Regions from separate parts of the Homo sapiens genome. Here all the other regions are linked to region 3. The links are chromatin loops, found by intact Hi-C in ENCODE. Cell type or tissue: mammary epithelial cell. All regions are shown on one strand. Each heading gives the region's core, and the rest is flanking DNA. Links, peaks and the distances in the headings are about the cores only.

Region 1 (6,366 bases), core at 765-5,764, 280 kb after region 3:
TCTTTAAAGTAACTTTGGGGGTTCATATGAGAATATAACCCTGCTCAGAAGAAATTACTTTTAAAATAATATCCACAAAGGAACTGGTTAGATTTTCTCATGTGTTCTGCAGATATTTACCAATGTAACCTACATTTTTTCTTGATGCCAGATAGATTGTAAGGAATTTGCATTATTCCATCTCAAGTGTATAATGAAATAATACACTGAAGCAATTCACCACCAAGAGTTTTGTTTAAAAAAGGAAGTTCCAGCTCCAACTTAGGTTCAACAATTGCTTCTGACACTTGCCAGTGGCTCATTGTAAGAAACAAACAATAAACATTACCAGTGGAGAGAGAAATGTAATACCATTTTAGATTTTCTGACAAGAAGTAGTGCCAAGGACCCCTGCAAAAATGGTTTGTTTTTAAAATCTCCAGTTCTTTGAGTTATATTTCCAACGAGTTACAGTATTGAAATGCTTTAAAAAAAAACTAATTTCATGTTAGAGTAGTACTTTGCAGTTTAGAAACTTTCATATATAGTATTTAACTTCATCCCCATAGTTTTGTAATAAGTAAGATAGTTTTTAAAAAGATTTCTAATTTTGTTTTATACATTAAAAATAGGCAGATTCCCAGTACTTGGGAGGCCGAGGCAGGCAGATCACCCAAGGTCAGGAGTTCGAGACCAGCCTGGCCAACATGGTGAAAACCCTGTCTGTACTAAAAATACAAAAAATTAGCTGGGCATGGTGGCAGGCACCTGTAATCCCAGCTACTCGGGAGGCTGAGGTGGGAGAATCACTTGAACCCGGGAGGTAGAGGTTGCAGTAAGCCGAGATCATGCCATTGCACTCCAGCCTCAGTGACAAGAGCGAAACTCCATCTCAAAAAAAAATAACAAAATAAATAAAAAATGTAAAAAGGCAGATTCAGAGATGTTAAATAATTTTCTCAAGGACACACAGCAGGTAGTATATTGAAATTCTGATTCACATCTTCCATTTTTAATTTCTTCCTACAGTTTGTGATTTTCAGAATCTTAGGGATCCATCTTATACTTAGCAGCTGGTTGAAGCCTGGAATCTTCTGATCAGAATTTTTTCTGATGGTTTATTTTATTCCTATGCATTTGTCTCTGGTTATATAGAGAAATAATATAAAGAAAAATCCTTTAAGCCAATATAATGGATTTTTCATTTCTAGACATGATTTTAATGGAGGAATGGCCCAGAGTGGATGGGGTTGTTGAGGAAGAGAACAGTGGGCCCCTTCATGGCCTCTTTCAATTTGACGTGGTCTTGTCCTCTTGCCCAGGAGTGGGATCATTATTTTAGATGTGAAGCCCTTGGTAGTTTCCATTGTTTTCTGCTAGATGAAGGCTTAAAGGGACCAATTAGTGCACCACAACCTTCTTGGAAGTCCACTGTCATGATAACTTGAGATTAGTGTTCTGTTTCAAATCCCAGGAACTCCAAACCTGGAATTTTGTAAATTACCCCAAAAAGAAATTGAGGCCAGTCCTGGGAGAAGTGTCTTTTACTGTCTCCGTGGCAGATTGCATTAGAGTAATTTGGCACTTATTGGATTCTGCCAGAATGGTGGGGTGTGGTCAGCATAAGAAGTTTCTGAGTTATAAGGACCTGATATGATAATGAACCCAGACACAACCCTCTGAGCCACAGACCCATCCAGGCCCTCAATTAAGGTCCTTGAGATGGAACTGCAAATGGGCTTTAGGTGGCTTAGTCTGATGAGTAAGCCATGACTGACCCCATGCAGAAAACATGCCCAGGAACAGCTGTTTAAATTGTGTTACAAAGAAATTACATCCCCATGTTTGTGTGTTCATTATATTTCCAAAGAAACCTTTAGGTTCCCTGTAGACTTCCTTTTACTTCCACCTCGAAAGCCAATTTCAGAATAAATGGTTCACCTGACACCAGTTTCCTCTGACTTCATAGGGCAAATATGCCAAACTACTCTATCCAAGGGGTCAGCATCCATCCCACCCATGCTTCTGCACAAAGCAGAAGCTAGTGATTCTTATCTAGGAAGACTGACACCTGGCATGCCCTCCATAAACAATAAATCATCACTCAATTATCTGGAATCACTTTGGTGGGCTCTGTGAAAGGAATAAAGAAATTATTTTACTGGGCCTTGACCAGTAAAACCAGGCCAGCTCTATAAGGGCTGTGTCTCTCACCTTAGCACTCTTCTGCTCGCTTCCTCTGTCCCTGCCTCTGCAGCCTCCTTGCTGTCTCTAGGACAGTTTAGCCTCCCTCCCGCCTAATGCTCCACCCATCTGCCTGTCTTCCCCCAGATATCCGCATGGCTCAAGGTGGAGGGAGCAGGCCAGAGGGAGGAGCAGGGAGGTGATCACATGCATTGTTTCAGTGCCACATTAATGTTTAAGGATGGGTTAGATTGATCTTAGATAGTGATATCTAACTTTTGTAAGATCCAGTTAAGTCTTTCAAATTTGTATTATTAAGAAGGCAATAATGCATTAAATAAAATACAATCAGATTACGCATACCTTAGTCTGTGTGTTCTTTTATTTCTATATATTTCTTTCTGCAGATATCCAAAATAAAAGGTTTGCGCTCAAAGACTTTATGGTCTGTCATTTGAGCCCTTTCAGTAGGGATGGAAAGACTGGGATTGAGGGACTGTGGATCATGTGCCTCTATTAATGAGTATCTTTGCATTGAGATTGTATCTAGAATTCTAGGAGCCTGGCAGAAGATACACGTACCCATTGGAACCTTGTAAAAGATGCATATGTTCATCAAAGTATCCCAAGGTTCCGAAGCCATCTCAGCTTGGGTTGGGCCATATGCCTGGAGGTCCCTGATGCTGCAGAGGTGCTATTCATCCAAGACTGAGAGAATCCTAGCATGGGAAACCAGGGGAATCTCTCAGTGTCTCAGCATCCTCAGCCTTGGAAAGCATGCTGTAAGCAAGATGACCTGTGTTTCTCCACGATTCTGTCTCTCTAGGCAGTCTTCAACAAAGCACCTCCAAAACATAGCAAATAGAAATCAGAATTCAACAAGTATCTTTTTTCTAAAACAATGTTGTTTTTCATTCCTAAATATTGAGGTTCCCCCTACATTCCACCCAATAGCATGTCTGAACTGGTTTTGATGAAAACCAATTTATTTTCTCAGCCAAGGAATGTTGTTTGTCAATTCTGTGCCCTTCTGCTCACATGGTACTGTCAGGATTGATCAGACCGTAAAGAGGGAGCCTGGTTGATGGTTTCAGTTCAGCTTTTCTTACTACAGTTAGAGCCTTGAAGCCCAAGTGGTAGTTTCCATGCCAGTGCAAGGCAGTAGTTACTCTCATCCTTTCCTAATAATAGCTAGGGTTAGAGGAAAGCTAGAATAGGGGATGGGAGTTGTAGCTCTGATGACAGCTCTCTGTGAGGGGAAGACAGTCAAGGAGTTCACCTTAATATAATTTCTTAAGGCAGAGAACTCCCCCTAGAGGGATTTGATTTATTGAAAACTAAACTTCTAGGTCACATAGTTATTAACTAATTTCTAAGCTATACACCTGCAGAGGAGTGAAAAGGCTATTCTCATTTTTAATATTTTGGCATAGATCATACAAAATTTTGTGATAACCAAAACTGAAGCCATGCTTTTGGGCAGTAGAGGGCACTCCCAACTTGAAGACACAGAATAGAAGCGTTTTACCTTACCAAGAAACCACTGAGCCTCCCTACTAAGAACTTATGACTCAGTTTTTCCTTGTTTTTAAGAATAAAACTTGAGTATTAAGGATGGTGTCTAGTCAGAGTCTTCCATATAATGAACGTAGTCCTGTGTCAGAGGAGTTTGACCAGTGCCAAACTGTGCGTTGCATAGTTTACATATTATTTGTTTCACTTACTCATTTATGTGTTTACATATAATAGTTGGGCACAACCCTTGATAAATCTAAAATAATAATGATTCTTGTAGCTTCATTTGATATACAAATTCTAGGATGCAGCTAAGTTGGAGGCAAAGGGGGAAGAAGAACCTTAGAATAAAATATAATTCCTGAAAGGAACATTTATACCAAATTGCAGTGATTTTGTCCAATTTATTGTGAGAAAATTGCCGAATACTGATTGTTCCATTGCCAATCATTTCTCTGTGGCCGTGCTGGTTTAAATATATACTGAGAGCTTTGGGCTTTTTTCCTCCCATTTGCCCTTGCAGGAAATGTCAATGTAAAATTTGACTCCAGTGTGAGATGCTGGATAATTGTTTATTTAAATGCTTCCAATGTCTATTTTTACTGCAAGCCTCTCACCACAAAGCAGTTAAGAAAGCTTCTCTAATATATGTGTTATACATTCGGAGTTTTCTTTTTTTCTTTTATAGGTAAGCATAAACTCCCATGGGGGCAGAAAATATTACGAAAATTCTTTGTATGTGTGTCTGTGCTTCAATACAATTTGGTTGGGCTGGGGTTTTTTTGTTTGTTTGTTTTTTTAACATGAATACATGAGGTGTGATATCTGGGCTTCACGTGTAACAGTATGAGCTCAGCAGTGACTGGTAGAGGGAGTGCTGTTTCTTCTACCATGTGTCTTCCCCAGAGTCCAGTTAATACTCCTTGTATAGTGCTCAGGAGTGGCCTATCGGTCTGCTTTCCCTACCTGTGTCCCTTTCATCTCTCTCCAGTGCTCTCCCTGAAGGGAAGAGTATGAATTGTGACCCTGGGCTCAGATAAAGGAACTGCCCCACGAACTTAAGGTCTATGCCCAAATCATCATCTTCTCACCCCTTCCCTAGAGACAAACACATTGTCATGATCTAGACTATAAAATCAACAATGGAAGACTGATAATTCATTTATTCTTTTTTTCTTTTTTGTTTTAAAGTATTTGATTCAGATGTAAGACCAAACATGTTATATATGTTATAAAACAATCAAATGCAGCCAGGTGCAGTGGCTCACTCCTGTAATCCCAGCACTTTGGGAGGCCGAGGCAAACGGTTCACCTGAGGTCAGGAGTTCCAGACCAGCCTGGCCAACATGGTGAAACCCCATCTCTACTAAAAATACAAAAGTTAGCCAGGTGTGGTGGCGCATGCCTGTAATCCCAGCTACTTGGGAGGCTGAGGCAGGAGAATTGCTTGAACCTGGGAGACAGAGGTTACAGTGAGCCAAGATTATGCCACTGTACTCCGACTCCGACTCCGTCTAAAAAAAAAAAAAAACAAAAAGTAATCAAATGCACACATCTGCACCAAATACCCATTTGAGAATGAGGACAGAGATAATAAACTTGCATCTATCTACATGCTAATTCATTCATTGTTTTTTGAAGGAGGTAATGTTCTATTTAGAAGTATACCAATTATTTCATGTCACCAGACTGTATCTTTAGAGAAGCCATTATTCAACCAACCATTTACTGAATACACTATGCATCCAAAATGGCAAAGGAAGAACTATAACATTTTCTTAAAAAATGAAACATGTACTTTGGAGCATTTGCAGAGGAAAACGCACGGGTTCCCAGACAGGAAAAATGAATTAAAGATGAATCACTGAGTCATTTGGAAAGGTTATGCTCTCCATTTGCCTGTGAAGAAAATAAAACAGTCCAAAGTTCAACTTGGCTCTCAGAAGTCTCAGAAGTGTTAAGAAACAAAGCTCTCTGTCATCATAACTTGGCACAGGAATGCTAAAGTATTAGGGAAGGCATTTTTGGGTTAATGTTCTAATTAGATACATAGTTCTTATGTATTTTTCAGCACTTAACCCACTATGGAGTAAGGTACTTTTTCTTAAATAGAAAGCTTCCACCCACCTAAATTTAATAACAGTGTTTCCTCCAAGTTAAAGTATAGCCACGCTAGTGATCAACCCATACCTTCTTGCCCTTCTGGTTATCTCCAGTTCTTGGAGCCTCGTTCAAGTTATGGCCCACATGATGCTTCAGGGCAGGCAGCCCATGCTGCTGCTCTATCACTGGCAGTGCCATGAGGATTTCAGTACCACAGGGAAGCACATACTGGAATGCAGAACGTTACCTTTTTCGGGAAACCTGTATTTAAAATCAAATGAGGAATCTGAAGGCTATAATTTGGAAGTTTAAAATTTCTTACCCTTCTCTCCCCAGTATACTTAGCCCAGGACTTTGGATTCCTGGTACCAGTCTCTGGATAAAGTTGAGAGATGTAATGATTTATGGATAGTGGAAATTGTCATATCAACCCTACTTTAATTATCTTAGTCTCAAACAAGCTAATGAAGGGTTGTCTGAAATAAAGTAGTTTTTGAATGGCCATCCCATTTTACTGTAAAAATTGAAGCTCTTGATCAGTCAAGTCTAACTTCTAGTTTTGATTAACCAATGATTCAGTAAGAA
Region 2 (6,366 bases), core at 604-5,603, 450 kb after region 3:
CAGGGGCTACAGCCTCACATGTTACCAGTTTTAAAGCCCATAGAAAAGGTTAATCTTCCTCTCTCACTAGAGTCCCCCAGTAAAAGTCTCACTGCTTCTCTCTGGTTTTGATCCGGTCACATTCTCATCCGTAAACCAGTGGTATAGGCCAATGTAATGTGGTACCTGACTGGCAAAGGCTGAATCACATGCCCACTACAGAGCTGGAAGTAGAATTAACTCCACTTGAAACGCAAAGACTGAGAGTGAGGGAGGAGGCATTCCCTGGGGGAAGCGATGGTAGACTGTTTTCAAAGATGAAGGGGAAATATTCCTCTCCAGCTCCCCTGCAATGTGACTTTGCTGCTCCTCCCATTCAAAGGTAGAGTTTATTTTCCCTCCCCTTTTATCTGGGCTGGTCTTGTAAGTTGCTGGGTTAATCCAGGTTGTCTGAGAAACAGTTGCCAAGGCAAGACTAAACGTGCAAGGATTTTATTAGACCCTGTGTGAAAGAAACTAAGAGGCAAATTTGTGAGAGCCAGGCTACACACGGTGGCTAATGCCTGGAATCCCAGTACTTTGGGAGGCTGAGGCAGGTGGATCACTCAGCACTTTGGGAGGCTGAGGCAGGTGGATCACTTGAGGCCAGGAGTTCGAGACCAGCCTGGCCAACATGGCAAAACCCTGTCTCTACTAAAAATACAAAAATTACCTGGCGTGCACCTGTAATCACAGCTACTGGGGAGGCTGAGGTAGGAGAATCACTTGAACCCAGGAGGTGGAGGTTGCGGTGAGCCGAGATCACGCCACTGCACTCCAGCTTATATAACAGAGTGAGGCTCTGTCACAAAAAAACAAAAACAAAAACAAAAACAAAAAACACAAAGAAAAAGAAAAAAATGGAGACTCATCAGGCCATGATGCAAGTTTGATCCTGAGCGAAGGCGAGAGAAAGGAAAAGAAAGTTGGGCAGAAGTGTCTAAGAAAAATTTACCAAAACCGTTGGGGAAGCCTTGAGCCAAAATTGGCCAAAAAAGGAGTCCCATGCCTCCCAGGAAAAGATCTACCTCAGTATCCAGTCTGTGGCCTCCGCACAAACTTAAGAATGAACTTCAAAGCACAGTAGCTGGGACCCTCAATCAACTACATGTCCTGTAGTGGGAGGTCTGTGAGATGCATTCTATCGGCCACCATACTTGCTTTGATCAACAAAATGCAGCAGAAGTGAAGTTACATGATTTCCAAGGTGTGTCCTTAAGAGAATTTATGGCTCCACTTTTCTTCTCTTGGAATGCTCACCTGAACTGCCATTCAAGGAAGCTGGTGTAGCTGCTAAAGATGCCATGCCATGTGGATAGGCATTGAGGCCACCCAGCCAATAGCCAACACCAACTGTAGATGTGTGACTGAGGCTGTCTTGTGTCTTTAAGCCCAGCTGAATGCAACCATGTGAGTGAACCCAGGCAAAGTCAGCAGAGGAATCACCCAACCAAACCACAGAATCATGAGAAATAATAGTCATTTTTTTAAACCACTAAGTTTTGGGGCAATTTCTTATGTAGCAATAGTTAATTGAGACAAAAATAGAGGTGGTCATTACTTAGATGTCCCAACCTCAGTCCATGGCCAATATGGCACTACTGCGTATAAATACTAACAAAGAGAATCAGCAGTGCAAGAAGGGACAAGGCCTTGTTTTTGACAGCAGCACTAAGAAACTTTAGAGAGAAAAGCCTGGTCAGCCTTAAGAATCTGGGGATAGGCTACGTCTATCATTCTTTCAATGGGCCCATACTAGGTTTATCTAGAGCCATGGTTCTCAACTTTGCATACATATTGGGAACATCTTGAAAACACACTGAGGAAATCAGCCTGGGCTGTGGCCTGGTCATTCAGGTGTTTTAAATCTTCCCAAAATAATTTTAAAAGTGCTGCCAAGGTTGAGAACCACTAACTTAAATGCTTCTTTGACCTTTTTATATTTTCTACCAACTCATCTTTTGAGACTAAGTGACAGCCAATATGTGGGATCTCAGAGACCTTGTTGACATCTACTGACCTGCTCCTTACTCCTTCTCTGCCACTCTGAGGGTGCTGCCAAGGCTTCTTTCTTGGTCCCCACTTCTTGCTGTGAACATTGAACAAAATTTCCTTCCTTCATTATCCAAGGGCCCTGCGTGGATGCCTGTATTGATTGGCTTGAGTGTTGATCCACTTTAGGTGGCATTTAAAAAAAGGCCACGTTCACTCCATGTGGGAATTTGGTGATCAATCACACAATCAAATGAAATATGATGCCCCCTTCTGTGGCCAGTCTTGATTTTTTCGACCTTAGGCAAATCACCTCACTTTTCTTAGTTGCAGTTTCTTCACCTCTAAAATAAAAAGCACTGTATCATTCTGTAATTCCACTAGTTTCCTATATTTATCATCTGGTATCTTTTATTTGGTACTTGTTTTAGTTTCTATGATAGAAAAGAAAACAATATTAAAATGCCAATTTGCTTGGCTTTATGGGAATAGCAGACAATGAAAAGCTATTCGTATGAAAATTCTATATGGATATTAAACATATTCCTGTTTGGATTTATTGTCAACCTCAGTGAACAAGTGGCAATTTAAAATGTTTGTTCAGTGCCAGGAGAAGATATGGAAACATAATCATGTGGAAAGTTTGTTTGAAACACTCTGTTCTCAGAATCCCTCCACTGTCGATTTGCAAATAATTTCACTCCCGAAAGAGCCATGGGTCTATATTCTTATGCCTATTTATCTACATCGAAAGCAGCTTTCGTTTAGCTCATTGAAACATGTAATCCCAGGGGATAAACAACACGGTACATGTTAAGTATCTATAGTGTTTTCAAGAAGTCATGCTCACATGGAAACATACTAGAGAGTAAGTAATGAAGTGTAAGTATGAATGGTCTCTCTGGAAAGATCCACTATACTGAATAGTTTCTGATTGTCATCAAGTGGCGGAGAGCGCTGTTATTCAATGATATCAAATATTTCAAACTTCCTAGCTCCCATCCTCCCCTACCCCCCGCCCACCCCGATGCCACTCCTCAAATCTTTGGCTGAGCAACTATGCTGCAACAAACTTTTTTTTTTATTATTTATTTTTGAGACAGAGTTTCCCTCTTGTTGCCCAGGCTGGAGTGCAATGGCGTGATCTCGGCTCACTGCAACCTCCACCTCCCGGGTTCAAGCCATTCTCCAGCCTCAGCCTCCCCAGTAGCTGGAACTACAGGGGTGCGCCACCACGCCCGGCTAATTTTGTATTTTTAGTAGAGACAGGGCTTCACCATGTTGGTCAGGCTGGTCTCGAACTCCTGACCTCAAGTGATCCACCCGCCTTAGCCTCCCAAAGTGCTGAGATTATAGGCGTGAGCCACCACGCCCGGCCATAAGCTTTCTTTATTCAGTAACTAGTGAGTGGCTTGCATCTGAGAGGCTTCCCTATTGGTGGACACTGGCTGGGTCTTTCTGCCCTCTTCTGGGTCACTAAGGTAGATACTTTAAAAAAAAGATAGCTCCTGAATTTCTCTGTTCAAGTCCATTTTTTCTCCTGGCTCAGCTCACTCTCTCTCAGAGGATGCTACATTGCTATTGCTGGCAGCAGTGAGGCAAGGAAAGACTGAAGGCATGCACAGGAAACGAGCTTGTCCTCAAAAAACCGAAATGTCTGAAAATCAACACACAGAGGAATGAAAATGCTGATGCTGAAAGGGTCAAGTGGGTTTCTCAACCCTGGCAAATAACTATATAGGGTTAAAGAGTTTCTGGTGCATTTTGGCAGGGGGTTTCACTCCTTAAATGTGTTTGGTGGTTGAAGTTCAAGAAAGAATGGTTGAAACATAGTCCAAATAGTCATTGTCAAGTTTATGTAACAGGAAAAAAGGACCAGCTGAGATCCGTCTATGAAGTGTAATTGGAAATCTGCTGAGAGAGAGAGAGAGAGAGAGAGAGAACTGTATTGCCAAATATGGGGAGAGTTAAGACAGTTTTTACTTTCTGCCAAATAGTATCTGTTACATTCTGTAAATCCAAGTCTCCATTATGAAAGAAAAAAAAAAAAGAACCAGTACATTTAAATGTACACTGCAGGGGAAACTTTCCAGTGATTTCCAATTCAGCTAGTCTTTGAAGTACTGGAGAAAACTCTGAGGGTCTTCAATGTAGGCAGAGGCTGGACAAAGTGTTCAATTAAAAAAGGCCTTAGAACACAATTTTATCCAGACTGGGTACCCAGAGCCATGAGCTCAGGTGACCCACAAGTCTGCAGTCTGGCTTCCAGATGAAAACACTAGACAAGTGAACTGAGTTTTAAAAACTGGTAGGCATTGGGGTGGGGAAGGGGGTTTTATCATTCCATCCCCTTAGTCTCTAGTTACCCACAAGGAAAGCCTTTGATAAAGTAGTTGCAGCAGACACAACGAATAACTGCTTCACCAAGACATGTATTTCAGAAAACAAGACATTTCTATTTTCAGTAAGCAGTCTTTACTGTACATACAATAACTAACACATTGTCAAAGAATTAGCCATGTTTTTAAGCCCAAGCTTTTGGGATCAGATAGGTCTGAATTTGATCCCCAGCAATACAACCTCCTAGGTAGCTGTGTAATGTTGACCAAGTGCTATAATGCCTTGGAGCCTCAGTTTCTTCATCTGTAGAATGAGATAATTAATAACACTTATATAACAGTATTGTTGGGAGAATTAAATACAGTTCTCCTTCGGTGTCCTTAAGAGTTTGGTTCTAGGACTGCTCCCCCACCCCCACCCCATGGATACCAAGATCTATAGATGCCCGAGTCCCTGATATAAAATGGTGTAGTATTTTCATATCACCTATGGGCATTCTCTTGTATACTTTCAAATCATCTCTAGATTATTTATAACCCCTAATACAATGTAAATTCTCTCTAAATAGTTGTTATTCTGTTTTTTCTTTTATTTCTATTACTTTTATTGTTGTATTGTTATTTATTTTTCAAATAATTTCCATCTGCAATGGATTGAATCCATCAACGTGGAACCCTTAGATACAGAGGGCTGACTGTAATATAATGCATGTAAAGATGTTAGTGTCACGACTGGCACATTGTTGATATTAAATAAGAGTTATCTGTGTTTTCTCTTAACATGAGAAGGTAGAGTTACAAAATAGAGAACAGTAATGGTTTTTTAGAACAGTCCTATGCTTTGTGTTTTTTAGAAGAGTTTTGTTGAGGTATCATTTACATAGCATAAAATTTACTTGCTGAAAGTGCACAGTTCAGTTGTTTTTAGCATTTACTGCACTTAGCATTTACAGAGTTGTACAACCATCACCATAATCTAATCTTAGAAAATTTGATCACTCCCCAAAGAAACCCATATCTATTAAATGTCATTTCTCATTCTCCCACCCCCAGCCCCTGGCAAGCATGAATCTACTTTCTGTCCCTCTGGATTTGCTGATTCTGGACTTTTCATGTAAATGGAATCATACGATATGTGGTCTTTTGTGACTGGTGCTACACCTACTCCTCAACTTATTTTTACATGAAAAATACAAAGTGGAAATCAAAAGGATTCTCTGTTAGATTATCTCATAGGTTGAATTTTAAAGGATTCACACAGGATTTGAGAAGGGAATGGTTAAATGCCAGACGACTTTTCAGCAGCCATTAAGCAAATAAATCATGCAGTTTGATTACATTAATGCATAACAGCTTTTCCTTGTTCATTTATTTTCTCTGGATCCCATTCTCAGTATTCGGCTCCATCATGAAAAAGCTCCTTCCAGCCCTGAGAGTATCCTTGACTCTGGCCAAGGCCTGACACGTGTTTCTACAGCAAAGCCTGTGGTTGCACTGCATGGGCCCCTCTTTGAGGCTGTGCACCTAGTAGGGATGCAGGAGACCTGGTCCAGCCTTCTGCCACCAGCCTTAGGTGTTGAGGGAATCAAAGGAGATCACAAATCTGAAGAGTTCTGGAAAATCCTCATATGTCAGTCAGGATTCTTGGGGTCAAGTGTGCCAGAGCACAATTGTCTCACTCAAGTTTCCAATGGGAAACAGATTGCTCTCACATGGATTAACCAAGGAGAGTGCAATCAAGGGATTACTTTTTTTTTTTTAAGTGTGGGAAAATCAGAACCACCCTTAAACCATGCCTATTACCTGGGTCCCACTCTAGCTACCTTCCTCACTGAGAGCGAGAAGTCATAGGGTCAATGGGATAAAGACCATGCTTCAAACACCCATGCCTTCAACTTTCCTGTCCACCTCCAGGGTTCATTCCCTGGTTCCTGAGGGTGGAGGGCACCACAAGTGTGTGACTCCCCTGCACCCTGACTCCAGGGCAGAGGATGGACAAGGGATGCTGTCTGTAAAG
Region 3 (6,366 bases), core at 602-5,601:
GGGGAACGTCCTGGTCTGGAGATAGAAATGCAGGGATCGTCAGCATACAGATGGTATCAGAAAGACTGAGCTCATCAATGGAGGGAATGAAGGTAGAGAAAAGGTTCAAGGATGGAGCTCTATGGCAATCCAATGGTTAGAAGTCTGGGTGATGAAAGGAACCCGTAATGAGAGAGAAGTGGCCAGATAGGTTAGAGGAAATCCTGGACAGTGTGATGCCCTGGATGTCAAGGGAAGCAAGTATTTCAATAAGTTCAGGTTTCTTTGCTACAAAGCCAGCTTGTCATTACAATTACCACCAAGAATCCACTGTGAAGGAGGAACTACTGGCTATGATAAGCTATGCTACATTTTGACCTTATGAAGAAACAATTCCAACCAGAAAAGATGGTCACTAAGATTGAGATTTATTTTCTTTTTCATATACACTTTTGAGCTGATTTTATTTTGGCAACCAAAAAATACAGCATTGACCCAATGTAATCACTGAAATGGACTGGAATATTTTCTTTCACCTTCTAGTGTTCTGTGTAATTGACATTTTTCCTTGAAGCAAATCCTCCAATTCTGAGAGATGGAGCTATAAATCTGAGTGGTTATATGTGTGGTCAGACTGCTGGGAATTTGTATGGGTAAATTTGATAAATGTTTCCAGAGGTGCAGTGCAGGCACTCTTTTTCCTACCCCTCTCCATTTATTCTCTGACAGTGGTTCTTGGAATTCTCTGTTTATTCAACAGTAAAAACAAATTAATATTTCAAATTGCTCATTCATTATCTCTGTGAAATCTGGTCTTTAATTTCTTACTTTTTCTAAGCAGGTTAGGAGCAGCCATGCCTGTAATGGCTGGGGAAGACTAGAGGTGGAGCCTGTGTGGGATTTGGGGTTGGTGACAATAGGTGGGAAGAAGAGGATCTGGATTTCTTTTGGAAGCCTGAAGCTTTGGGAGCAATCTACTATCAGGGTTGGGATAGGTTCTGCCATCCATCCACGTGGGTTTGTCTAGCCAAGTAAAGGAAATGAAGAACACATGGCCTAGAGCACCATGCTGCTCATCCTGGTTAGACACAACTGCAAGCACATCAGCTTTGCTCTCCACACTGAGTCCCCAACGTTCTCACTGCAAAGAACTCTCAGGCTTGCTTCTCTGAAAAATACAATTGCTGGCAACTCAAGATGCACAAAGCAGGACCATTTATTGCATCTCTTATCAAGGCATATCTGATGACAAGTCAGCCTTACTCAGCAAAATCTCATTACAGAACATTCATCTCACACAATTTTATACTGCTTCATTTTGTGAGTTACAACTTCAGAGGACTCATCTTTACATGTAAGTAGTATATAAAAACATACACCACAGACCATGTATTGCTTCTTACTGTAAGGAAAAATACCACTTGTTAAGTCAGCATTATTTCCCCCAAGTAAATTAGGTAAATAAGACAATGCCCAAATCTGTGCATTGCAACTCTGCAGGTGATACAACTGCTGGGGACTTGACTTCAGAAGAAGTGGATGAGGACAGCACATTGCTGTACGCTGTTTCTCTGGGGAAATGTAGGTGTTGGTATTCAGCACTGCTGCATGTAGAAGCTGCCCAAGCACAGGCTTCACGGAGCTATAGTTTGCTTCTCTATAAGGAGAAAACAACTGTTGGTTATTCAGGTTTTCTTCTCAAATGAGTTATTGAAATACTTATGGCTTGAAGTGTAATCTCTCCATGTCTTGTTCATTCAACAACAATTGCTTTTACATGTCAGACACTGATCTATGTGCTTGGAATATGTTACAGAAACATACAAAAATACAAAAATTCTTGCTGCCTTGGAGTTCATATTCTAGTTGGGGGAGAAAAAGTAACTAAAAATGTAATAAATAGTTAAATTATATAATGTGTTGGAAAGCCATAAAATGACATGGGAAAAGTGAAGCATGATAAGAAGTTTGGTAGAGAGAGAGCAACAGGTTGCAATTTGAAGTAGAGGAGACAGAGTAGCTTCATTGAGAGGGTGACATCCAAGAAAAGATTTGCAGGAGGTGAAGTAGTAAGCTAAGTGAATCTCCTGGGGAAAGTGCTCCAGGCAGATGAAAGAGCCAGTGCAGAAACAAGCCAGGCACATGTCAGGAAGAGCATGGAGACCAGTATGGCTAGAGTGGAGTGAATAAGGGAGAGAATAACAGGAGTTGAGGTCAAAGAGGTGATGGGGCCCTGCTTGTAGAAGGCCTTATTGGCCATCTGAGGGACTTGGCATTTAGTTTGAGTGAAATGGGAAGCCTTGGAAAGATTATAGGCAGAGAGATGATATGATCTGAGTTACATTTTAAGAAGATCATTCTGGTTTCTATGTTAGGAATAGTCTCTTGGAACACGAGTTTGACAGCAAAAAGACCAAAAGGAGGCTGTAGCAATACTCCGGGCGAGAGAGGGTGATGACTCAACCCAGGGAGGGAGTGGCGGCCAGAGGTATGAGTGAGAGGGTCAACAATGACACCAAAGATTTTAGTATGAGCAATTGGGAGCTTCTATCATCTGAAATGGGAAAACCCTCTAATAGAGTAGATTTGTGGGAGAAGATGAGAACCCCATTTTTGGACATGTTAAGTTTAAGGGGTCTCCGAGAAATCTCAGTGGACATATCAAGTAGGCAACTGCGTATATGAGTCAGGGATTCAGGAGAGATGTTAGTTACAATATAAAAAATTGGGGTTCATTGGCATATTGACAAAGGAGTTTATTAAGAAAGTGACTGTAGGGAAAAGAAAACCAAGGACTGATTCTTGGGGCAATCCAAATGAACTGATCTGGGAGAAGAGGGGACTACAATCAAGACCAAGAAGGAAGAATCAGTGAGATATGAGGCAAATGAGAAAGAGTGTGGTGTCCTGGGCGCCAAGTTAAAAAAATATATTAAGGAAGAGGGTGATCAGCCATGCCATTGGATTTGCAGGTAAATTTCCTCCTCTATAAAATTCAGGTCATATGTTATTTGGATATTGGGGTATCCTGTTTAAAGAATTTCCAATTAAAAGCTTTTTATTCATTAAAAAATAAAATAAAGGCTGGGCGCAATGGCTCATGCCTGTAATCCCAGCACTTTGGGAGGCCGAGGCGGGCGGATCACCCGAGGTCAGGAGTTCAAGACCAGCCTGGTCAACATGGCGAAACCCTATCTCTACTAAAAATACAAAATTAGCCGGGCATGGTGGTAGACACCTGCAATCCAAGCTATTCGGGAGGCTGAGGCAGGACAATCGCTTGAACCTGGGAGGTGGAGATTGCAGTGAGCCGAGACTGTGCCACTGCACTCAAGCCTGGACAACAAGAGTGAAACCCTGTCTCAAAAATAAAAATAAAAATAAAGTAAAATAAAATGCAGGTAATGATAGTGTCTGCCTGATAGGCTTAAATAAGATACTATATGTGAATTGCCAGTCACAATACCTAATGCTAGTATGGGCTATTATAATAATAAATAGTATACTATTTATTATTTTTATTCCTAACATCTCTGAAAAATCACTTATCACTATAAAGCTGTTCACTCACCAAGCTAGCCCCAAGGGGGCGCTCAAAGCCTTCCCTTCTTCCCCATTACTTTTCCTACAAAAGGGAACTCAAATTTAGATGTAGGACAAAATGAACTCTCATTGGCAACTGAACCATTTTGTAGCAAAGACTGGAAAACCCAATGCAGCGAGTGTCAAACTTCAGTGTGGATAAGAGTTACTCGAGGAGCTTGTTAAAATGCAAGACCACAGCAGGCCCAACAGATCAAATAAATCGGAAGGGAACCTGTTTTCCCACCCCAGGTGATTCGAATATATGTATTCTCATGATGCTCTAGTATGGGGCAGGAGGGTGGTAAAAATAATAACTAGCCTGGAGTAAATATTCTCTTCCTCTCTTCTTCTTGGGACCTTGAAATGAGTTTTGCTCTTCCTTTTTTCCTCTCTTCCATGTAGCCAGTGAGGTAAGCCATCCCTGGTGCTTCCTTGGACTGGGAGGTCCCAGCAGGACCAAGATGTTTCTACAAAAAGCACAGTGGAGAGGGCGGCTTGGGCTTGCTTTTAGTTTGTCGACATCAGAGGACACAAAGTGATGCCTGCCAGTCCACATCTGGCCCCCAGATTTGTTTTATTTGACCTGAACAGAATTGGCCCATCCAGTGCTTTAATAAAATTTGAATTTGTTTTCAACATTTAAAACTCAGGAGATTTCACATACAAACCCAGATTTCCTGCTTCTCTGGAACAATAAGAAGATGTGAAACCTGGCCCCGTGTTCCTATACGGCAAAGCTGCTTCCTTTAGATGGGTGTGGACTCTGGAATCTGCCACCATCCCCTTCATTCTTTATTGTTCTCCCCAAAGTCAGGTGTCGGTTGCTATTTATCATCATACATACACTCCTATTTTCCTTAAAGTTGAAGAAAACGAAGCATTTCTTTAGAAAATGAGGATATAACAAGAGGAGTAGTGTTTTTAAAAATAAATTTTCTTATACCAGACCCCTTTTCTCGTTTGCATTATGGGCCTGTCTTCTCTAGGCATTTAAGTTTGCTATTGCAGGTCTAGCTCTTAATCCAGAGGTGAAAAGTTGTCTTTATATTAAAGAATGATGTGGAATATCACAGCAGTAAAAAGGAGCAGAACTACTAATGCACACTAAAATTAATGAATTCCAAAAGTTAGGCTGAGCAAAAGAAGTCAGACACAAAAGCATAATACTATATAATTCCATTTAGATGAAAAATTCTAGAAAAGTTGAAACTAAGCTATAGTAACAGAAAGCAGAGCAGTTGTTTCCTAGGACAGAGGTTGGCTGCAAAGGGCATGAGAAAAAGTTTCTGGAATGATGGAAGTGCTCTATCACTTAATTGTAGTGGGACTTATATGCAGAGATATATATTTGTTAAATCTCATTGACGTGCATTGTATTTTATTTTATTATTTTTTTAGACAGAGTTTCTCTCCTGTTGCCCAGGCTGGAGTGCAATGGCCCGATTTCAGCTCACTGCAACCTCCACCTCCTGGGTTCAAGCGATTCTCCTGCCTCAGCCCCCCGAGTAGCTGGGATTACAGGCATGCACCACCACACCTGGCTAATTTTGTATTTTTAGTAGAGACAGGGTTTCTCCATGTTGGTCAGGCTGACCTCAGGTGATCCACCCACCTTGGCCTCCCAAAGTGCTGGGATTACAGGCGTAAGCCACCACGCCCAGCCTGATGTGCATTTTAAATAAATGTTTTTCTTGCATGCCTATTATACCTAATAAAGTTGATTCTTTTGTTACCTAATAGAATTGTCCAAGGAAAGAGATGGAATAAAGTGGGCCCTTGCCTAGGGCTCTTTTTTGCCTATCGCTGTCTGGAATTTACTATAGTAGGTGGGAGAATAGAATAGAATAGAATTTCAAGATTCACAGGCATTGTGACCAATATTTATGTCTCCTGGAGATGTAAATAACATTTGGCAGAAGGCAACAGACCCAGTTGAGAGTTCAGTTGGTAGAGGAGGCATGGATTGTGGCACAAGTTCCTCCAGAGACTTTAAACTGCTGGAAGACCTGCTCTTCAGCCTCCTTCCATGTGAAGAGAGCCTCCTGGAGGCCCTGGGAGAGGAGCTAGTAAGCTGCATGAGGCGCTGGCAGAAATGTGGGGGCTTTTCTTTTTTCCCTTCTTTCCTTCTTCCTGCTCCTTCTTTGATAAACTCACACTCCGGAACCTCAATCTGCAAAGGCATCTTTTATTCGTGGTGGGCGACATTCCTTGGTGAGAAAGCAAAATCTGGTCTGGGCGACCCTGGATATCCTCCTGGAGGACCAGGGCAGGCTCACCTCCAAATACACAGGGCTTTGGGGTGTAGGCTTTTGGCTTGGTTGTATCTGACATTGCAGGCAAATGCCCCATCTTTCCTCCTTTCTTGTGTTTCTTAGTCAGGATTGAGAAACTGACTTGCACTGTAAAAAATGCAAAGCAATAGAATTTTTATGGTTGACTTGGCCAACTTACAAGAACCTGACAGAGCTCTCAGTAAATTCAGAACTGAAGAACTCATTACGTGGGAGTATTAACAGATACTATGGGTACTCCACCCATATTCTCTTGCCCTTACCACTTCCTCATAAGCTGTTTGATTTCAACAGCAGCACCTGCATTTCTTTGCCTGAGGGTTTTCCAGTGAGGTTGTACCATTGTGCATTCCCACCAGCAATATCTGAGAGTTCCAGTTGCCTCTCATCATCAACAGCACTTGATATTATTGTCAGGTTCTTTTTTAAAGTTATTCTAGTAAGTGTAGCATTGTCTCATCATGGTTTTAACTTGCATTTCCGTAATGACTAATGATGTTGAGCACCTTCC
Region 4 (6,366 bases), core at 641-5,640, 140 kb after region 3:
AATCCGTGTATTTAAATGGGGGGTCTGAATCTAACACCTCACCACTCACTTTCTAATAGAAGCTATTTTTGTAAGTGTGTGGGAGTCTGGCAATATCCTTTCAGATAGAAATCATTGTAGGTTTAAATCACTGATATAGCATGGATTAAGCAGATGAAAGCAATGAAGGAAGAGCCTGTTTAGATTCCAGAGAATAAAATTCATAGAACTGTGAGAGGTGGAGCTTGAAATACTGCCACAGTTTTGAAGTTGTTTTAGTGACATCATGTTTCTATGCATGATTCTTACATATGTATCAAAGTGTGGGAGTATTCATCTTCCAGAATTCTAGAATTCATGATTTTGTAATCTAGCCTATCAAGTGATTCACATACAAAGCCTTTCTTTTTTCCTGAACTGTTGAATTTGGATAAATTGTGAATTGTGTTTTTTTTTTAAACTAGTAAAGTGGTATCTTTTGGAATTGCTTCTTAATTGTCTATGGTAAGGCATAAGGCACGTTGCATGTTGCTTTTCAAAATATCTTGATATGATAAAGTGCAGTTCAGAACTGTAATAAAAGGGGCTATTTTTTAATATCCCAGAGAGTTTAATTATAAAATAATTTTGTAGTAACATGATCTTTGACCAAATTTCCGTCTAGCATTGTAGATCTTCATTTTGTATATTTTCTTTAGTTTTATGACAAGAATAATAATACTCATTCTCCTCCTCATATTTTCTTAGGACCTGAGTAAGTACTACAGCTTGATGCTCAGTCCTCACTTACTGTGGCTAATTCGAGAGACACTTGATACTGAAATGCAAGATCTGGTGTTACTCAGCACTGGTTTATGAGCACCAGGGGCTATGCTTTTTGCTATATACACATCACAGTCTGCCTTCATAGTACCCCTGCAGAGGAGGTGGTATTGTGCCTGTTGTACAGGGTAAGAAACAAAGGTTCAGAAAACTTCAGTAACTCTTTCAAGGCTTGAGGTCACACCACAAAGAACGTAGTTTATCCAGGATTTGAACTCAGCATTCTGTTACCCCACAGCCGTTGCTCTTTCTGTTGTGCAGCATTGATTCTCTTGTAACTTTGTCTATTTTCATAAATTAATTTGTCTCTAGGAACAGGCAGCTTTCTCTCTTCTAGATGTTATGACCTATTTTCTGTCTCATAACATGGCCAAGTACATAATTTGAGACTGTGTTTTTTATTGTTTGTCTTACGTTGTTTTTCAGCAAATAAACATTAACCAAAATCAGGTAGCCAAGATGCCAAATCATGTAGCAAACCTACACATAGGGGGAACAAAGAAAAACTGAACATGCTAAGTAAGCCATCTTTTCACCTAGCGTCTTAATTGTGAGGCATATATGTTGCATGTTGCTTGTGAAAGTATCTTAGTATCATAAGATGCAGTTCAGAATTGTAATCAAAGAAGGGGCTATTTTTTAGTCTTCCAGAGAGTTCAGTCTCCCCCCCCTTGGGCATGCACCCTGGGGCTTTGGGACCTCAGAGGTTCTTTTTATTAGCTTAATTGTTTAGCTCGTTAACTGTTCCCTTGTGCTTTCCTAGTAAGGGGCACTTCCCTACTAGAAGGGGATGAACTCCAGCTGGTATTGAGGTCATATGAGTGTAGTTTTGATTGAAAAAAAGAACAACATGGACACAAATATTGGCCATGACAGGTAGATATCAAATAGTTCTTTCATATATTTTAATTTTAATTTAATTTAATTTAATTTTTTTTTTTTTGAGACAGAGTCTCGCTCTTGTTGCCCAGGCTGGAGTGCAATGGCGCCATCTCGGCTCACCGCAACCTCTACCTCCTGTGTTCAAGCAATTCTCCAGCCTCAGCGTCCCGAGTAACTGGGATTATAGGCATCCGCCACCGTACCTGGTTAATTTTTGGATTTTTAGTAGAGACAGGGTTTCACCATGATGGCCAGGCTGGTCTTGAACTCCTGGCCTCAGGTGATCTGCCCACCTCGGCCTCCCAAAGCACTGGAATTACAGGCATGAGCCACCACCCAGCCGAATTTTTATTTTATTTTTCTGAGACAGAGTCTTACTCTGTCACTCAGGCTGGAGTACAGTGGCACAATCTAGGCAGAGGCAACCTCTGCCTCCCAGTTTCAAGCGATTCTCGTGACTCAGTCTCCTGAGTAGCTGGGATTACAGGTCAGTGCCACCACGCCCGGCTGATTTTTGTGTTTTTAGTAGAGACATGGTTTTACCATGTTGTCCAGGCTGGTCTTGAACTGACCTCAATTGATCCACTCGCCTCGCCTCCCAAAGTGCTGGGATTATAGGCGTGAGCCACTGTACCTGGCCCATTTTTTTTAAAAGTGAAAAACCAAACTAAAGTGTGATAATAGTTTTGAACATTTAGTGGAGTGTAAGAAAAGAGAACCCATTTGACTCAGGTTCACTGATAAAGGGTTCTATTTCCTTTTCTAGGAGTTGAGCATTGCTGTTGGTTTTGTGGGAGGTAATATTTACACAATCATACTGCTGTGGATGTAGCTAAATAGTTTATTGGTTAATCCCCACACAAGACAGGAAAGATGTAATTATAACTACAGAGAGAAAACAATCATCAAGGTTTTAAAATCTAGCAATGCAAAGGGAGTGAAAGAGCAGACAGAAGCCTGAGGCTAGAAGGCAGGAAAAGAGGCAGGAGGGAGAGGGACCTTGGTACTCATTTTCTTCTTTTACATGGTGGGATGTAGAGAAATACTGTGTAATACTGCTGAAACAGGAAACAGAGCTAACCAATTGAAGGACTAAAAATAGTATAATCAAGAAAACTAGAGACAAAATAGAGGTGAAGTAAGTGTGAATGAGTTAGATACGGGGGAGGCGGTAAGTCAGTAGATTCTGTCTGAAGTTGACACATCAGGGATAGAAGCCTGTCATTTCGTTAAGCTGATCACCATAGAAGGACTGTAAAAGCAATAATGGAAGGGAGTGGAAATGGGGAGTATGGGCCCAGAGACACTTACTTTCCACTTTTTACCATGCTTCTGTTTAGGAAAAGTTACCTGCACATGTATTACTTTTCATATAATTTAAGAAAAAGGAAGAATTTCAGCAAATTGTAGATGTACAGTGTCAGGAATAATTTTCCACGCATACTATGACATTACTGTTATTACTAGGGTACCAGGGACTGCTGTTGCCACTGGTGGAGGGTTCTGGTTTCCAAAGAATCAGGACAAGGGGGTTAAGTTGGGGCAAGGTGACAGATAACTACACCCATGATCCCATTCAGGTATTCAACTGGTTTCATGGTTGGATCCTGATCAAAATATGGCAGAAGTATTTAGATAGAAGAAACATAAAGGAAAGAACCCCACTAGCCTTCTTCAGACTTGCAAAGTGAAAATGTTCCTCCTATAAGGGGCTGCTGGGGAAGCCCAGCACCCTGGCTAATGCTCCAGGGTTGCAGAACCCCGCTTCTTGTTCTGGGATGCCATGGCCATTCTGGAGAGTGCATGTCTGCGTTGCCTTTGTTTTCTCTAGTCTGAGGAGTGGCTGAGCTTCAGGGCACTGACTTCCTCCCAGGAACTTCCTGAAAGGGGAAATTTCGACTTTGCTGTATGAACACTCTGAATGCCTGTGGGTTGAACAATGGTAGCTGCTGTTGTTTTTTTTTCAAGAGGGAGCTCAATTTTGTTTTGACCTTGGGAAGTGTGGATAGTTGTGTTCATGGCGCCTCCATGTGGGCGGTCAAGGAAGAAAGTCTTGGGGTAGGAGCCCTTGGAGAATGAGGACTTGATTTTGCCATTTTTGCTTTTGGCCTTAATCTGTGTTGTTGTGGAGACAGTAGTACTGAGATGGGGTTAGGGTGGGGAATGGAGTGTGGAGAAGGGCCAGGGAAGGAGCTAACTAGAGGGTTAGTGCCAATAGCTGAAGGAAGCGCTCTGCCTTAGGAGGCTTTATAAATAGTTGCCTTTATCCAGTGTGTCTCATTTTGCCTCTCTCAGGCCTAATTTCTAAATAATCCCATTTTTCAAGATAAAGGAGATAAAAAGGGGTACTCTGAGATTCTCCCAGCAGGTGTGAAATCCTGCCTAATAATTGTAGCTGCAGATTTCTCTATCAGGAATTGATTTGCTGTTAATATAGTCTAGTGCTTGATGCTTGCAAAGTCATATGCCTTTGGGATTCAGGCAGGTGGTTTTAAATGAGTGACACTGGGTGGGACCTCTGGCCAACTAAAACCTTATGGCTCATTGAAGCTGTTGTTCAGCTTTGAATGTTGCCATGTATGGAGAGCAGGTTTTTAGGCTTGCCAGAGCTTCCAGTTTTTCCAGGTAAATAAAATATCTGCTTTTTATGTGAAATCTCTTGGATTTTAAATGTTGCCAACTAATCGAAAAGCTTAAAACTATTGTCTAGAATTAAAAAACAAGCCTGGGCCGGGCGTGTTGGCTCACGCCTGTAATCCCAGCACTTTGGGAGGCTGAGGTGGGTGGATCACGAGGTCAGGAGTTTGAGACCAGCCTGACCAATATGGTGAAACCCCATCTCTGCTAAAAATGCAAAAATTAGCCAGCGTGGCAGCGCGTGCCTGTAATCCCAGCTACTTGGGAGGCTGAGGCAGGAGAATCACCTGAACCTGGGAGGCGGAGGTTGCACTGAGTTGAGATCGTGCCATTGCACTCCAGCCTGGGCAACAGAGCGAGACTCTGTCTCAAAAAAAACAAAAACAAAAACAAAAAAAAACCAAAAACCAAAAAACAAAAACCAAGCCTGTTGAGTGGATAGTTTTTGGCTGCCAATTTTTACCACTGGTTAGGACTCTTAACACCTGACCCCAGTTGTTCTTCAGCCTTGATTGTTGAAAATGAGCTGAACATTTACTGGGCACTTTACTTTGTGTTCTACCTTTTTCTAAAAGCATTTAAAGATGCTTTTGTTAAATATAAACTAATATAAATTAGAAGCAGGTGGAAGACAAAAAGTTAAAACAACTGCAGGATAGTAAATGGAATCAGAATGAAATGATACACATAATGTCAGTGAACCTCAAACTGGGCATGGAGCTTGCTAGCAACTGGCATAACATAGAAGCCTTATCAGTTATACCACTTGTAGTATCTTTAAAACAAACTGTTTAACAGTGACATGGCTCTTCCCGATGCCAGGATCAGAAGGACAGCTCTCAGAAGGGTCTTCAAAAGAACACACTGAATCCTATGACTCTCATTGCAGTGAGAGCTTTATAGGATTGTTCTTCCTGTTGCTCTCCATTAAAAGGCCGATAACGGGGCTGAGCGCAGTGGCTCACGCCTGTAATCCCAGCACTTTGGGAGGCTGAGGCGGGTGGATCATGAGGTCAAGAGATCAACCATCCTGGCCAACATGGTGAAACCCCGTCTCTACTAAAAATACAGAAATTAGCTGGGCATGGTGGTGTGCGCGTGTAATCCCAACTACTCGGGAAGCTGAGGCAGAAGAATTGCTTGAACCTGGGAGGAGGAGGTTGCAGTGAACCGAGATCGCGCCACTGCCCTCCAGCCTGCTGAGAGAGCGAGACCTTGTCTCAAAAAAAAAAAAAAAAAAAAAAGGGGGGGCTGATAACAGTAAAAGTGTAGTTTGGGAAATGAGATACTAGCAATGGGACCTTGGGTAAGTTGCCCTATTTTTCTAAACCTGTTTCCTTATCTGTATAATGAAGATAATTATATTAATACAAAGCAACCACTCTCAAAGGACCATTGTGAGGCTTAGCTGGTACAGTTTGAATAAAGCACTTATTGCAGTTCTTGGTACCCAGTAAGCATTCTGTAAAAGTTGGCTGTGGTGAGTTAGAGAATTGCTAGCAGTGAGAGCTTAGTTGTCAGAATGATTTAAATGTGACTGTCCAAGATTTATTTACGGCACTTAAATGTTTTCGTTTGCTGCAATACAATTTTTTATCCCACTTAATCCTGGGTCACCAAAAAAGTGTTGAGTTACTTATGTACAGAGGATTTTGCAAGGCTCTAGGGGATGGGCCCTGTAGGGAACTTGTATTTTGGCTAACTAGGTAAAGACACAATACAAGACAGGGAGCACCAAGGGCCATCTGAGCAAGGCTGAGTCGATCCATTGAGGGGTTGTCACAGTGGGCTGATACCAAACTAAGACTTCACAGTGATCCACTTTATTATTTGGCAGGTAGAATTTTATAGTTTGAATCATTCCAAACACTGTACAAGAATATTTCAAGCTATGCAACAAAGTAAAATGAGGATTTACCTGAGTATTTTGTATGAATCATTATAGGAGCAAGGTGAACAGCAGCAATCCGTCATGCTTTGCAGTTTGTATTAATTAAACCTTAGAACGTGGGGTAGTTAGGTTGAGCCATCCTTTGCATATTTTTT

The links. Peaks named below come from ENCODE experiments on the same cell type or tissue, not always from the same donor. Only the 100,000 strongest peaks of a DNase experiment are listed, where the experiment ranks them.
Region 1: a loop joins it to region 3, with 16 times the contacts of the local background. A loop is called at or near these places in 13 of 110 quality-filtered maps.
Region 2: a loop joins it to region 3, with 2.9 times the contacts of the local background. A loop is called at or near these places in 7 of 110 quality-filtered maps.
Region 4: a loop joins it to region 3, with 16 times the contacts of the local background. A loop is called at or near these places in 28 of 110 quality-filtered maps.

Annotation. Positions count from the first base shown.
Region 1 is chr9:77,839,197-77,845,562 of GRCh38, reverse strand. The region is part of intron 2 of GNAQ (G protein subunit alpha q); the gene reads left to right. Among named protein-coding and RNA genes, the nearest start is that of GNAQ, 190 kb to the left of the region's middle. In mammary epithelial cell, for the core only: a CTCF peak has its summit at 3,624 (motif pointing right); no DNase peak of the experiment used is centred there.
Region 2 is chr9:77,671,671-77,678,036 of GRCh38, reverse strand. No RefSeq gene overlaps it. Among named protein-coding and RNA genes, the nearest start is that of GNA14, 27 kb to the right of the region's middle. In mammary epithelial cell, for the core only: no CTCF peak of the experiment used is centred there; no DNase peak of the experiment used is centred there.
Region 3 is chr9:78,118,914-78,125,279 of GRCh38, reverse strand. No RefSeq gene overlaps it. Among named protein-coding and RNA genes, the nearest start is that of GNAQ, 90 kb to the right of the region's middle. In mammary epithelial cell, for the core only: a CTCF peak has its summit at 3,571 (motif pointing right); DNase peaks (open chromatin) are centred at 2,439 and 3,589; H3K27ac peaks cover 1,172 bases.
Region 4 is chr9:77,974,735-77,981,100 of GRCh38, reverse strand. All of the region lies in intron 1 of GNAQ (G protein subunit alpha q), which reads left to right. Among named protein-coding and RNA genes, the nearest start is that of GNAQ, 54 kb to the left of the region's middle. RefSeq lists an enhancer at 3,474-3,768. In mammary epithelial cell, for the core only: a CTCF peak has its summit at 3,712; a DNase peak (open chromatin) is centred at 3,640; H3K27ac peaks cover 897 bases.